2 separate regions of the Homo sapiens genome follow, and region 2 is linked to region 1. The links are chromatin contacts, found by Hi-C in ENCODE. All regions are on one chromosome and are shown on one strand. Each heading gives the region's core, a stretch centred on a gene start or an enhancer-like site at or near the end of the contact. The rest is flanking DNA. Distances are from core to core; before and after follow the strand shown.

The links. A loop is a pair of places that touch in the nucleus more often than their neighbours do. Pooled maps may share reads with other maps.
Region 2: a pooled map of heart left ventricle shows a loop between it and region 1 (1.8-fold over the local background). The contact joins the promoter of SYNPO2 here to the promoter of MYOZ2 in region 1. A Hi-C loop is called at or near these places in 2 of 168 maps with a recorded cell type or tissue (gastrocnemius medialis and heart right ventricle) and 3 of 50 pooled maps.

What each region holds. Positions count from the first base shown.
Region 1 is chr4:119,134,077-119,140,709 of GRCh38, reverse strand. It overlaps MYOZ2 (myozenin 2), which reads right to left and starts at 4,878. Exons shown (of 6, transcript NM_016599.5): 1 at 4,728-4,878; 2 at 4,109-4,198. The coding sequence starts at 4,184.
Region 2 is chr4:118,883,931-118,890,258 of GRCh38, reverse strand. It overlaps SYNPO2 (synaptopodin 2), which reads right to left and starts at 1,405. Exons shown (of 5, transcript NM_133477.3): 1 at 1,118-1,405. The coding sequence starts at 1,222. It overlaps LOC105377393 (a long non-coding RNA gene), which reads right to left. Exons shown (of 3, transcript XR_939119.2): 2 at 6,199-6,328; 3 at 5,475-6,087.

The DNA.
Region 1 (6,633 bases), core at 3,629-6,128:
AAAAAGCCTTCAAAGAAAGTTAGGATGATGGAATAACATAGCTAGAATTGAACTCTGCAATTTCAACTTCAGTGTAAAATACAATTTAGCCTAGTTCTCTTGTACTCATTTTCTGGAGTGCCTTATTAGGGGTTAGATGCTCAGAAAACTTATGAATTCACAAGATATGACTGCACACCAGTTTTCAAAATAAAACATGCAAACCTTTCTAGCTCTTATTTTTCTTGGGGCTATGAGAATGCTAATGTGAAAATTAAAACAAACCACAGAAAATTACCAAACTTGTACACTGAATCATTAAGTTCTTCTTCTATAAACTTTATATATTTGATAGGAGGTATGAAAGGCCTTTTTGGCATCTTCATTTTGATTTTGAAGATTTGATTAGTTACAGTTTAAGATACACTCCTACAAGAGAAGTAAAAGCGGTCTTCATGTAATCTTTCATCTGAAATTCTAGACTTTGTACTTTTTCAAGGAGTCCTTGCAATTTATGTCAATATTATCATTTCCTTTGTTACTGATAGAGAAACTCAAACACACTGATGTTTGGTTTCTGCACATAGCTCAGTAAATTAGAATCATGGAATTTTATAATTAGATGTATCAGCAAATCCAGCCTTCCTCATTTTCTGTGTGAAATCTGATGTCTCGTCTGGAACCCAGGACCCCTGGTACCACATTAACAACAGCACTCCATTTAGAACCTGGGCTTCCTGTTTTTAGACCACAAAGCTAAGCTCTCTTCCTGAAGTTAAAAAAACAACCTGCCCAGTTCTCTTCAGTGTGCTGGGGAAAGCTGTTGCCCAGTCATGAGGAGAAAAAAACAAACAAACAAAAAACGTACCAAAAAAAGCCCTCCTGGAACCCAGGTGAGAGGACTGTAGGGTGACTGAAGCTTACTTAGGAGGCACTGTGGTCTTCTCTATTTATGAAGCTCTTATTCTAAACTGTCAGCAATATCCATGCTTAAAGTCAGGGAACATCATACTCCCAGTTCTTCTTATGGTTTTTAAAATTCCAATTCCTTTCCCCCAGCATTTCTAAACAGATGCCAGTTTCTCTAGAGTGCCTCTCCTTATTTCATTCTGATTGCCCCATCTCTTTATCAGTTTAATACTTCCTATCCTTTTATCCTTTCCTACCTCTCTCTCTTCATTCAGTCTTCAAGTTTCACATGAGATACTGAACAAGAGAAAAATATGATTAATACTGGAAAATATGTACAGATTTAGGGGTAAATTGCACAAGGCTCATGGGTGGGGACTATCAGAGGCCATCTTTTCTTGTCTCCACAACTAATTCATGCATAGATAATGGCAAATTATCTTTTGTCTTTTACAATAGCACTTGTTAGATGGTAACAACTGTGGCTGAGATACTTTTATATAAAGCACAGAGGTTTGTCTCACAAGAGTAACCAGGACAGCTTTACCATTAGCTCTGCTTCCGGCCAAGGTGATGATGATGGTAATCATAACTATGATATAATGAGGAAGGTAAATCTAAAAGCAGGCAGCCTGCATGTTTGGGATGCTTTTTATTAGTCAATTGTTGGGAGTGTAGTATATTTGCTTCTAGTACATAATTTGAAACCAAATCACAATGGATTCAAAATGAGCAACAATTTGGGGTTGTGATTAGTGGAGGCTGGGAGTTATCCACCTCTCACTCATTCTATGCAGTTAGCATTATAATCTATATGAAGAGAATTTTTTAATAATTCTTTGAGGTTATCACTCCTGATGGAATGAGGGCTCTGATGTAAAACTCCCCATTTCTGGTTCTTATATTTTTCTAGTGATTTATCTCAAAGACTCACCGGCTGCAATCTCTTTCCCCTACAAGAATGGGATTGAATTTCCACCTCATGTTAAGAGGACAACAAGTGATTTAGCCAACTCATTGTCACATTTTATACTCCTCCAAGCTAAATGTTTTGGTAAGTAGTAATAAAAATTAAATGAGTTATGAGGCTGAAAAAAAATTCTGATGCACAAGGGGAAAGGAGAGAAGGCAGGAGAAGGGGATTTCGACTGGAACATCCTTTTCAATTTATCTTTATAAAGGACAATCCAGGCAAAATTTGATTTATTTAGTCTTACAATTAAGATCAAAGCAGTTGCATGTTTTATCTTAAATTATCCAGATTTTTACTCCTGTAAAATGTTTGAAAGTTTGGAGGATCATTCCCAAAAAAGTTTCTCTGAAGTCCATTTTATTATGCATCCTGAGAAAAAATTATACTCCCCTAGCTCCAGATCTCTAAACATCATGCTATACACAAATAGTAAAGTTCCATATAAAATGTCAGAGGAAATAAGAGAAGAAAAATATTTGAGCGGTTTCATAAAGTACTGAAGTTATTTCATCTGGGATGAGCTTGGAAAGAGTCTGATTATCCCCATGTTATCTGAAATACTTGACATTCCAACAAAGACAGAGCATGTGACTCCTCTTAAGGGAGCTGGTACTCATCCAGTGACATGGGAGGGAGGGCTTCAGCTGACTTTACGTGGCTAGGATTTACTGGTGGTGAGATAGTGGTTTTGAGGGTTTCCCCCACTTTGATATATAATTGTGTGTTTTCTCCCACATATTTTTTATAAAAACAATAGTTATGTTTATAAAAAAAAGGAAAAAAAACTTCTTACCCTTATAGATCTATGTCAGAGCTAACAGTAGATTCCAACACATGATTTAGGCTAGAATACATTAAATGGACTGACTGTTTTATGATTAGGATGTCATTAGAAAATAATAACATGAAAGGTCTATTTTAAGGTAAACAATTTTGTCACAAACTCCAGTGATCATCTGATTTTTGCCACATTGATCAGAAAAGCTAAAAAATAATTTCAAGTAAACTACTTGAATCTGGAAACACAAAGATGCATGAAATTTTAAATAAGGCATGAATTTTGGAACTTTGGATTGGTATGAATTCAGTTCTGGTATCTGACTCAGAATTATTCTCATTTTATTCCAAGCTAATTTGACATTACAGTAAAACATGAGAACCAAGTTGAATCCAGTACAGTGGTTCTGTATTGCAGAAAATAGAAAACAACAACGGACCTCTTAGTTATGATTACATTGCGTGGGGAGCATCTAAAAGTCTTTGATTCTGTTCCTCTTGCTTTATGGAAGGTGTAATATGAAAACATTATGCTCAATACTCTTCCCGGGTCTCAAGCTTCTAGGTCTCAATATTGTAGTGGTGAAAGGCTGCATTCCTTGTCAATACAGGGGAAATAAGGAGGCATTCTGAAAATGCCACTAATATATCTGGAATGGCTCAAATCAGCTCCTAAGAGGACCTGAATATTTTTCTTAACATTTAAAACTGATGCTATACGTTGCTTATAAACAAAGTTGAATTTCCTTTATAAGAATCAAAATGCAAGTTATAAAGCATTGCTTTCTCAAGTTAGTTGCTAGAATTTAAAGAAAAGGAGAGAGTGAAATATTACCTTGCACGTAATATATATTAAAATTTTTTTGAGTCATATGCTTTGAGACTACAATAACTTTATATTTTCTCAGAAGTTACAAATAAAAGTAGACTTTGCACACAAAATATGTTAGTAAATCAATTAACAAATATGAAGGGTTAAATAAATAAGCAATAGAAATGGAGTTAAATAATAAGCAATAAATATGAATTCCAACTTAATAGCTTGATAAAAAAGATGATAGAACTTATTTTGAGTGATTTATATAATGTAAGGTAAAAGAAATCAAGCTAAACCATGTGGGATGGACAATAAAGACAAGATTGTATGAGACTTGTCCAGAAAAAAAAAAGAATCGAGAGTGATCTTAACTTATAATGTGGAAGGCAAGCCAAGCAGAATGTACATCAGCTGTCAGATTGCTTCATGCCTTTTACAGCAGTTGTTCCTCTGAAAATAGCTTCCAAATGAGAAAGGATGACTACAAAAGGATTAGTTACCATAGGCTTTTCTACACCCCCTAGAGCTCCAGGTTTGTTATGACAGAACAGCAAGAATCTAAAGGAAGTAAACTATGGAATATTAAACAACGTCAGGATGGAGCCACATTCATGCTGTGCTATATTAATGCTACGAAGGATTTTTATTGATACCATTTCCATGGACTTCCTTCATGATGGCTGTTGCTTGCTGTTTTCTCTGCTTCATCATAGTATTATGTGATAGCATGGTTTTTTTGTTCCCTGTTAAAAACAAAGGGACATTATTGAGGCAATGTGAAGAACTCATTTGGAGTGTCTTATAATCACTGTTTTGAAAGACAACATCTTTGTTCTTTATTAAAAAGTTATTATCGCTTGCTACTGAAAGACTTCAATACGCATTCCTTATCTGGTGACAGAGTATGTTATTCATTGACAGGCAATGTCACAGTGAACAGAGACCCAGTCTGGACATTAATACAATGATCATCAGGCAGTGAGAAACAATGAAATTGCTGGTCTCCTTTCCCCTCCCTCTCTTTTCTCCACAGTATTTTAGTCTGTCATTGTCTCCTCACTGGCCTTCATTTGTACCAGCATCACACTCCATCAATTCCAGCAAACTGTAAGAATGAAGAAGACACTAGACTAAACCAGAATTCTTTGGTGGTAGCATTTTAATATTGGCAACAGCTGCCCTTTAAAGCAGAGAATGCCCATTTATGAGTCACAACTCTGAATATCCTTGGACAACTGACTAATGAAACATTTTAGGAAACAACATACTCACCTTGCTGTTAGATTGTGCTTTTTCAGCGGGGATGAATCCCAGTTTGTGGAGGAAGACTCTGGAGATGGACTATGGATGGCACTTGGGCCTGATGGTTTTTATCCTTGAACCTGGGACAGCATGGTCCCTACTCTGACTCAAACTGGGGACTGAGCTTTTCTGAAGAGACTGGCATTCAGCTGACATCAACTGGCTATATATAGCACCAAATACTTTAGCTACTCATATCTTCCTGGCGAAAGGGAGGAACAGGGAAAGATTAGGCTCTCTCCATTGTGTTTCTAGTTTGTGAGATGGTTAAATGAAACGTTCATTGGACATGCAGAAAGTTTTTAGTGAGCACTTTCTGTTGAACAGATAGTAGCCAAAAGGGATTTTAAACACTTTTAAACATCTAGCTCTTATGTTACATGTTAATTGAGGTGGCAAGAGACACATGCATGAATCAGAACAGAATGATAGATTTTTCATAATTAAAATGAACAATATAGGCAGTAATATCTATGTAGACTCAAGAAGAAAGGAAGTAATGTGGGGTGGATCAATAGAGCCAGTTCTTAAGCTGTAGTGAGAACTCATGCTAGGTTGAGAAAAGTATGTAGTATTTGAATAGTGAACTCAGGAAGCATTTTGAAATGAACCATTAGAGGATAAGCCATGAAGCTGGGTAAAAGCTGAGACTCATAACTGGGTCATGCTTTTTGAAGGGCCTACAGAGACCAGTCCCTGCAAAGTTGACCAGTCTTTACAATGTCTAGGGTCAAGGATTTTCATTTGCAGGCCTGACAAGATTTGAAAGGTTTGCCTGTCAAAAGGTTTGGCCTCCTTGATGGTCCCTGGACACAAAAACGTGCTCTCATCTCTGGGCTTTTCCTTTTACTGTTTCCCCCTTTCCTTTTACTATTTCCCCCTTTCCCTGGTTGAAATGGTGTCCTCAACAGATAATCATTATGTTAATTTTGGTTTCCAAAATGAAAATAGATACTGTATTCCTTTTACTATTTCCCCCTTCCATACTTTCCCTCTACTCACATGGCACAGTCATGCATTCAGGACTCTGCTCAGATAACAATCCCTCATAAAATCCTTCCCTTATCACCTTGTCTAAAATATCACACTGTGCCACTCTCTAGTCCCTTACTCTGCTTCATTTTCTTTATATTTTTCTATTAGTTAAGATAAAAGTCAAATGGGAGTGACAGAAACCCCCCCAAAACAGAACTGTAAAAAGATGGAAGATGTTTCTCTCACAGGTAAGCTTAGTCTAGAAGTAAGTAATTGAGGGTTTGCATGACTGACATAATTATCAAGGGCTCAGTTACCCTCTAACTTTTTGCTCCACTATCCCTAAAATGCAGACCCCTTGGGCCTAATTGGCTGCCCCAGCTCCAGTCAGCATGCATATATTTCAACCAGCAGGAAAAAGAAAAAAAAATGAGAAGGGAACACTGTCTTCTTTTCAGAACATGTCTGATATTTTGTTCATACTTCTGTTTACATCCCATTGGGCAGAACTTAGCCATATAGCCGTACATAACTCAAGAAAGGTTGGGAAGTGTAGCTTCTATTCTAGGTGGTCATGAGCCCAATTAAAATTCATACATAACTTACTAACAAAGAAATAATTGTTGCTGAGTGACAACTCAGTTTTTTCACTAAGAACATGCCAACATTATTCTATCTATCTATCTATCTATCTATCTATCTATCTATCTATCTATCTATCTATCTAGCAAAAGTTTATGTTATGTACAATTCTAAAGGTTGAAATGGCGTCCTCAACAGTTTTACTAGCACCTGTAATCCCAGCTACTCTGAAGGCTGGGGTGGGAAGATTGCTTGAGTCCAGGAGGTAGAGGTTGCATCTATTTATGTGATATCTCTTTTTTCTACTAAACTATGAATC
Region 2 (6,328 bases), core at 156-2,655, 250 kb after region 1:
CATTACGAAAGGATTTACATATGATGCCTGGAAGCAAAAAGGAGTTTCAAAGAAACTTCTTTCTTCGCAAAGGACACTAAAAAAAAAAAAACGTAAAAGGCAGAGGGAAACAATAACTACAAAAAAAAAAGAGTAAAAGCCAGAGGGAAACAAACAATAACTACAAAGGCAATGGCCCATGTATTTCATAAAGATCTGTACCCATTTTTAATATAAGCATAAAATAGGAAATTAATCCCATGCTCTTGCATGTTCTTCAATACAATACTATAATTTGCAATTTGATGATAAGGTTAGGTAAAAGTTTGCTTAGTTTTGTGCATTTTAAGTTTTATTTTAGCTGAATGCCAATTAGAGAATACCAGATCCCCTTGGGCTAACCAGTAATGCAGGCAATCTAATGGCAATAAAAACTTAAAGCATTTTAAATAGTTATTAATGTGTTACAAAGTTACCTCTTAGTTACTCATAATATATTTAGATTATCTTCTAAGTTTATTTTTGAGATCTTGACCAAAAGAGTACATAAGAAGGAATACAGCATTTATTGGATTTTTGCATTTATTTGTCAAATCCTTAAAAGGGTATTCTTTTAAATAGATTTTATGACACTTCATCATACTTTTAAAATTATTGCCCAACATTGGCCTTTTCATGAATGCTGCATAATAAATGTCACTACCAACACTCTATATGAGTCCCCAAAATAGCCAAGCAAAGTCGTTATGCTGAACTGAGCGTTTCTCCTCTGCCAGAGCCAAGTGAAGTGACATCAAACAATAACTCAACTGAACATTCTAAAATTGCCTGGAAGAAACGCTCCCCAGTGTCTTGCTTGTTGTCAGAAGAACATGGTTAACTAGGCCTTTTCCTCAGCTGATAAATATGGCATTCTTCCCACCCACCCCTCATCGATTGCAAGTTAATTACATAGGATGTGGCCCATTACTCTCCAAAGTTTCTTAGAAAATAACTCACTTCCTAGAAAAATCTTAATATCCGCAGCAAAATCAAATAATACTTAGACTTCTGCATCAGAACCTGAAAACACCATCAGCAGGTTGCTTTCATTCCTTCCTTCCTAGCACAGAGCCGTGACACTTCGTTCAGGTCCTACCTTTGCAACTTGTAAGGGCTGCTTCTGCTCCTTGCCACCTTGCAATCTGAACCCCCAGGGCGCCCCTCCAGTCATGGAAATGCAGATAAAATCCCCTGTGCCCATGTTTTCCTTTTAGTTGGGCAGCATGAAGAGCTTGACGAGACAGACGAAGCTTGGGTGCGGTAGAGGATGCGCACTCAGCTTCGGGCGCCTGCCGAGGACGCAAGACTGGGTAATGCAGAGCGTCCGCCGCTGCTGCAGCCGCTGCCCCAGCCGCCGCCCCAGCCGCCTGCTGCGAATTTGTGCGGCTAATGGGCTCATTCTCAAGGAGGCAGAGGCGCTCGCAGCATCCAGGACACAGCCCACTCTTGCGTCACTCTCCTTTGCTCGGCCCACCTTCGAGGAAAGGAAAGCAGCTTCACACACAGGAGAATGTCCTCACGTGGGGCGAGATAAGGGAAAGGAGGACGGAAGGGAGAGCCAAAGTTATCTTGCACTAACAGATTAAATCCAAGCAGTTAATGGTATAAGTATGATTGAAAAACTTACATTTAATAATTCTGTAAATAGTAAAGGACACATGAAGGTTTAATCTCCACGCCATGAATGACGTCCTAAAATAGGAGCGTTGGGAATTCAACTACTAGAGGATTAGATTCTCTCAAATAAATGTTTTGAGACTTGCCACATTTATGAATGGAATAGACAAAAAAGAGTTAAAATGAGTTAAATTACTACTTTTCTGTCTGCATTCTGCTGAATTATTCCTATAAGAGGAAACAAAAGAAAGCACAAACTTTTTGTTAATAAACCTCCAGCTCTGAAAAGTACCTTTCTGAACCATATATTTAGAGAAAGGGGAAGAGAAGAGACAGAAAGGGAGAGAGAAAGAGAGAAAATGAATATGAATTTTTCTCCTGGAAACTACATTCTTATAATTACATCTATTGCATAGTTTTGGGTATGTTAAATTTTAACGTGTTTTGTTTTCTTTCTACCTGCTGATCTTCTTAAACCCAAACCCAACAGTTAGTCAACTGCATAAAATGTACAATGTCACCTACAGGTTTCTTATTTTTATAGTTTGTCATCCCATGTCATGAATCTGGGTGGTCCAATATAAAAGCAGATTTTGTATATTCCAAATATTTAAATGTTTTAAATCTGAATACAATCTGCCAAAAATGTACAAAAAGGACATTTTAATTTTCCTATAATACTTTTGTTTTCCATAACATTCATCCACATAAAAACATACTAAATAAGGAAGAGCCTGGGAAAGTTTGTTTGTGTTACTTGTGGTACCAAACAAAATTTCCAGACACGCTGCCTGTTTCAGCACTAAGAAGCACTATATACAGTAAGTCCTCACTTAAAACGTCACAGATAGGTTCATGGAAACTGTGACTTTAAAACCAATTTTACCATCGACTAATTGATAAAAACAAGGTTAAGTGACTACAGTCTATTTCTGGTCACAAAGACATCACCAAACTTTTAAATAAGATTAAAACACTTCTAATATTAAACATGGAAATAAATGTCAGCTACACATGCATTTAAGAAAGATTAATAAAAACAAGATAATCATGGACCCAATTTTTGGTGAATCAGTGAGTGAGGGCAGCTGTAGTGGTGGTGGATTCAATCAAGGAATAAATGTTTGCAAAAGGAAAATTATAAGGAGTACCTCCTGTCACAATGCAGTTCAAAACCACCACAAATATAGCAGGCTCACTGAGAAATTTCATACAGCATCATCTATTGCTGTGCATTTGTGTGATTAACATATATTTTATGAATTTTTTTTGAAAATAATTTGCATCCATACATTCATTCCTCCTCCAACCCACTTATTCCCATTCAGGATCTCCAGTGGCTTGAGCCTCTCCCTGCAGCTTAGGGCGCAAGGCAGGAATCAGCCCTGGACAGCCCTGACCATCCCATCAGAGGGTGCACACACACACACACACACACACACACACACACACACTCACTCAGATGGGGACCATTTAGACATGCCAGTTCATCTCATGAGCACAGCTTTGGGATGTGGCAGGAAACCAGAGGACCTGGAGAAAACCTATACAGACATGGGGAGAACTTTCAAACTCCATACAAACAGTGGCCCCAGCTGGAAATACATTTTTTTTTCTCATCAATGTTGTCATGAAACAATGTTGAATAAAATGGCATTATTCAAGGACCTGTGGTACAATGAACATTTTACACAGCCCATGCTCCCCAGAAGCCAAAGGCATCAAGTGATTTTATTTGTGACTCATCACTGGAGTGAGGACAATGAAATCAGAGATTGTGGCACTGGAAGAGACCCTTTGAAGGTCATGAGGGCCAGATACTCATCCCAAGTTTGATTCTTTTCAGAAACACGAATTGACTTTCCCAGTCTTTCCTTTAAACAATAGTTACAAGAGACATCATAAAATATGAGCTTTGACACTAATTACAATAGCAAAGACTTGGAACCAACCCAAATGTCCATCAGTGATAGACTGGATAAAGAAAATATGGCACATATACACCATGGAATACTATGCAGCCATAAAAAAAGAATGTGTTAATGTCCTTTGCAGGGGACATGGATGAAGCTGGAAGCCATCATTCTCAGCAAACTAGCACAGGAACAGTAAACCAAACACCACATGTTCTCACTCATAAGTGGGAGTTGAACAATGAGAACACATAGACACAGGGAGGGAAACATCACACACTGAGGCCTGTCGGAGGGTGGGGTACAAAGGGAGGGAGAGCATTACGACACATAACGCATGCGGGGCTTAAAACCTAGATGACGGGTTGATAGGTGCAGCAAACAACCATGGCACATGTATACCTATGTAACAAACCTGCATGTTCTGCACATGTATCCCAGAACTTAAAGTAAAAATTTTTAAAAAATGAGCTCTGAGAACAAAGAAAAAAAACACTTTCATATTTGTTCTTTTTACTTTTTCATGTCCCTTCTGCTCCTCAATCCACTCAAGTCTAGCTTCAAATTAGTGATGGTGTCCTCCTTAAATCATTTCTCCCTTAGGCTTCTTGGGCCCAGCAAGCTCTAGGCTTTCTTCTTGCCTCTGTAGCCACTCTTATCAAAGATTTATTCTGTGCAGGAACTTGAAATATAATGTTGTATTTATTTTCAAAGCAACCATGCTAGATAGGTATTAGTGTTTCTCTTTTACTGATAATTAACAGTGCTTTAAATCCTAAGCGATAGAGCCAGGGTTTGAACTTTTGTCTGCCCGAATTTGTCTGCCCTAATACCTATTCTTAATCATTGCTATTCTGCCTCCAGGTCTTATGTATTCCCTGATGCTTATCTCATGCAACCAATTATCCATTAAGACCTATGGATCTGGCTATGCGCAGTGCTGCATGCCTGTAATCCCAGCATTTGGGGAAGACAAGGTGGGCAAGGTGGGTGGATCACTTGAGGTCAGGAGCTCAAGACCAGCCTGGCCAACATGGTGAAACCCCATCTCTACCAAAAGTACAAAAATTAGCTGGGCGTGGTGGTGCACACCTGTAATCCCAGCTACTCGGGAGGCTGAGGCAAGAGAATTGCTTGAACCTGGGAGGCAGAGGTTGCAGTGAGCCGAGACCGTACCACTGCACTCCAGCCTGGGCAATAGAGCAAGACTCCATCTGAGAAAGAAAAAAAAAAAAAAAGACCTATGGATCTAACTTCTAAATAGTTTGGAAATCTGCTCCTTCCCTCATTTCCTACTCCTGGGACCATGTCTATCTCTGACCTGGACTTCAACAGTCTCCTAACTGTTGTCTCTATTCCAGGCTTGTTTCCACCCTCAATTCATTTTTTACTCCAAAGCCAGGGTGAAATTTTGAAATATAATGTCTATGTTATTTTTCCTATAGTTCAAATCTTCAAGGGCTCCCGGATAAAGTCCGAACTTTTTTACATGGAAACACTTTCTGCCTCCCACTACCTACTTCTTCCACCTTGTTGCTTACTACCCCTACCTTGAATTTGATGATTCAGACACACAGAAGTACTGTTCTTTTCTCAAAATTGCTTTTTTGTTTCACCTGCTTAGGCATTTCTCCAAGCTATTCAGTCCTTGTCCACACATAAATCACCTAATAATTTCTCCTCATCCTCCGGCCTCAGATTAGAGATCACATTCTCCAGGAGGACTTTCCCGACCTTCCTGGTGTCCAGGTTAGGTGTTCCTTCCACGTGCTACTATCACTCTGTACTTTCCCTCTCAGTCTAAAGGTCTCTTAAGTTGTCTGAATCCTATGCTAGGTTATTAACCCTGTGAGACTAGGAGTCATTGCTGACTTATTCAGAATTCTATCCCCAAGTCTAATAGCTCCTGATGAATGATTGGTGCCCAATTAATATGAGTAAAAAAAATAAATAAGAGTTCCCAGAATAAAGACATAGAAAAGAGAGACAAAGAGTTCTAATTTATTTTTTTGTTTACTTTATTAGACTTGGAACATTTGAAATAGACCAAAATTCCTCAATTATACACCTTAGAGACCGTGTGGAATAGGTAGTGGCCACCTCCCTAACATTCTATTTCCCATTGGTTAGTAGCTATTGGTTTAGGTAGAATTGATCCTCCCACCCCAGCAGTGTTGATCTAAGGCAATCAGAGTAATTATTCCTCCTTAACACAGAGATAGGTACAAAACCTGAGCCAAAATCAAGGAGATTTCCTTGGCCTGAGTGATTAATTCATGTATGCTCCAATCACAGGGAAGCTCAAGACTTCTCTGGATTGCCGTCAGGGCAAGGCCTCTTCTCCATGGATACTGATTTGCAGCCAATGGAGAAAGCCAATGTGAAGACAAAACCACCACAAGGTGTGTTGGGAGAGACAGTCAGTCCTTCATGGGTCTCTAGTGCTTCTATATGTCTTTCTGGGTATGCCAGAATGCAACGTCCTGATGCCTTTTTTCCTGAGCCATTTCTCAGGATTATGTTTATAGCAAGCAACCTTGAGAAAAAAGATAATATCTCAATCAGAAACAAAGAGCAGATTTGCTAACTCATTATTATAAAAGCAATGAATTATCTAAGCTCAGTGCCCCCTAGCTGTGATACAAACCCTCTGTGTGTGTAGCATCCATCTGGGTCATATTGTGTCACCCTTATGGGGCTTGGGGCAAGGTGAACTGATGCAAACATGCTGATGTTTCTGCTGCTTGCAGAGCCCTGAGTAGTAAAGTTCTTTGTCT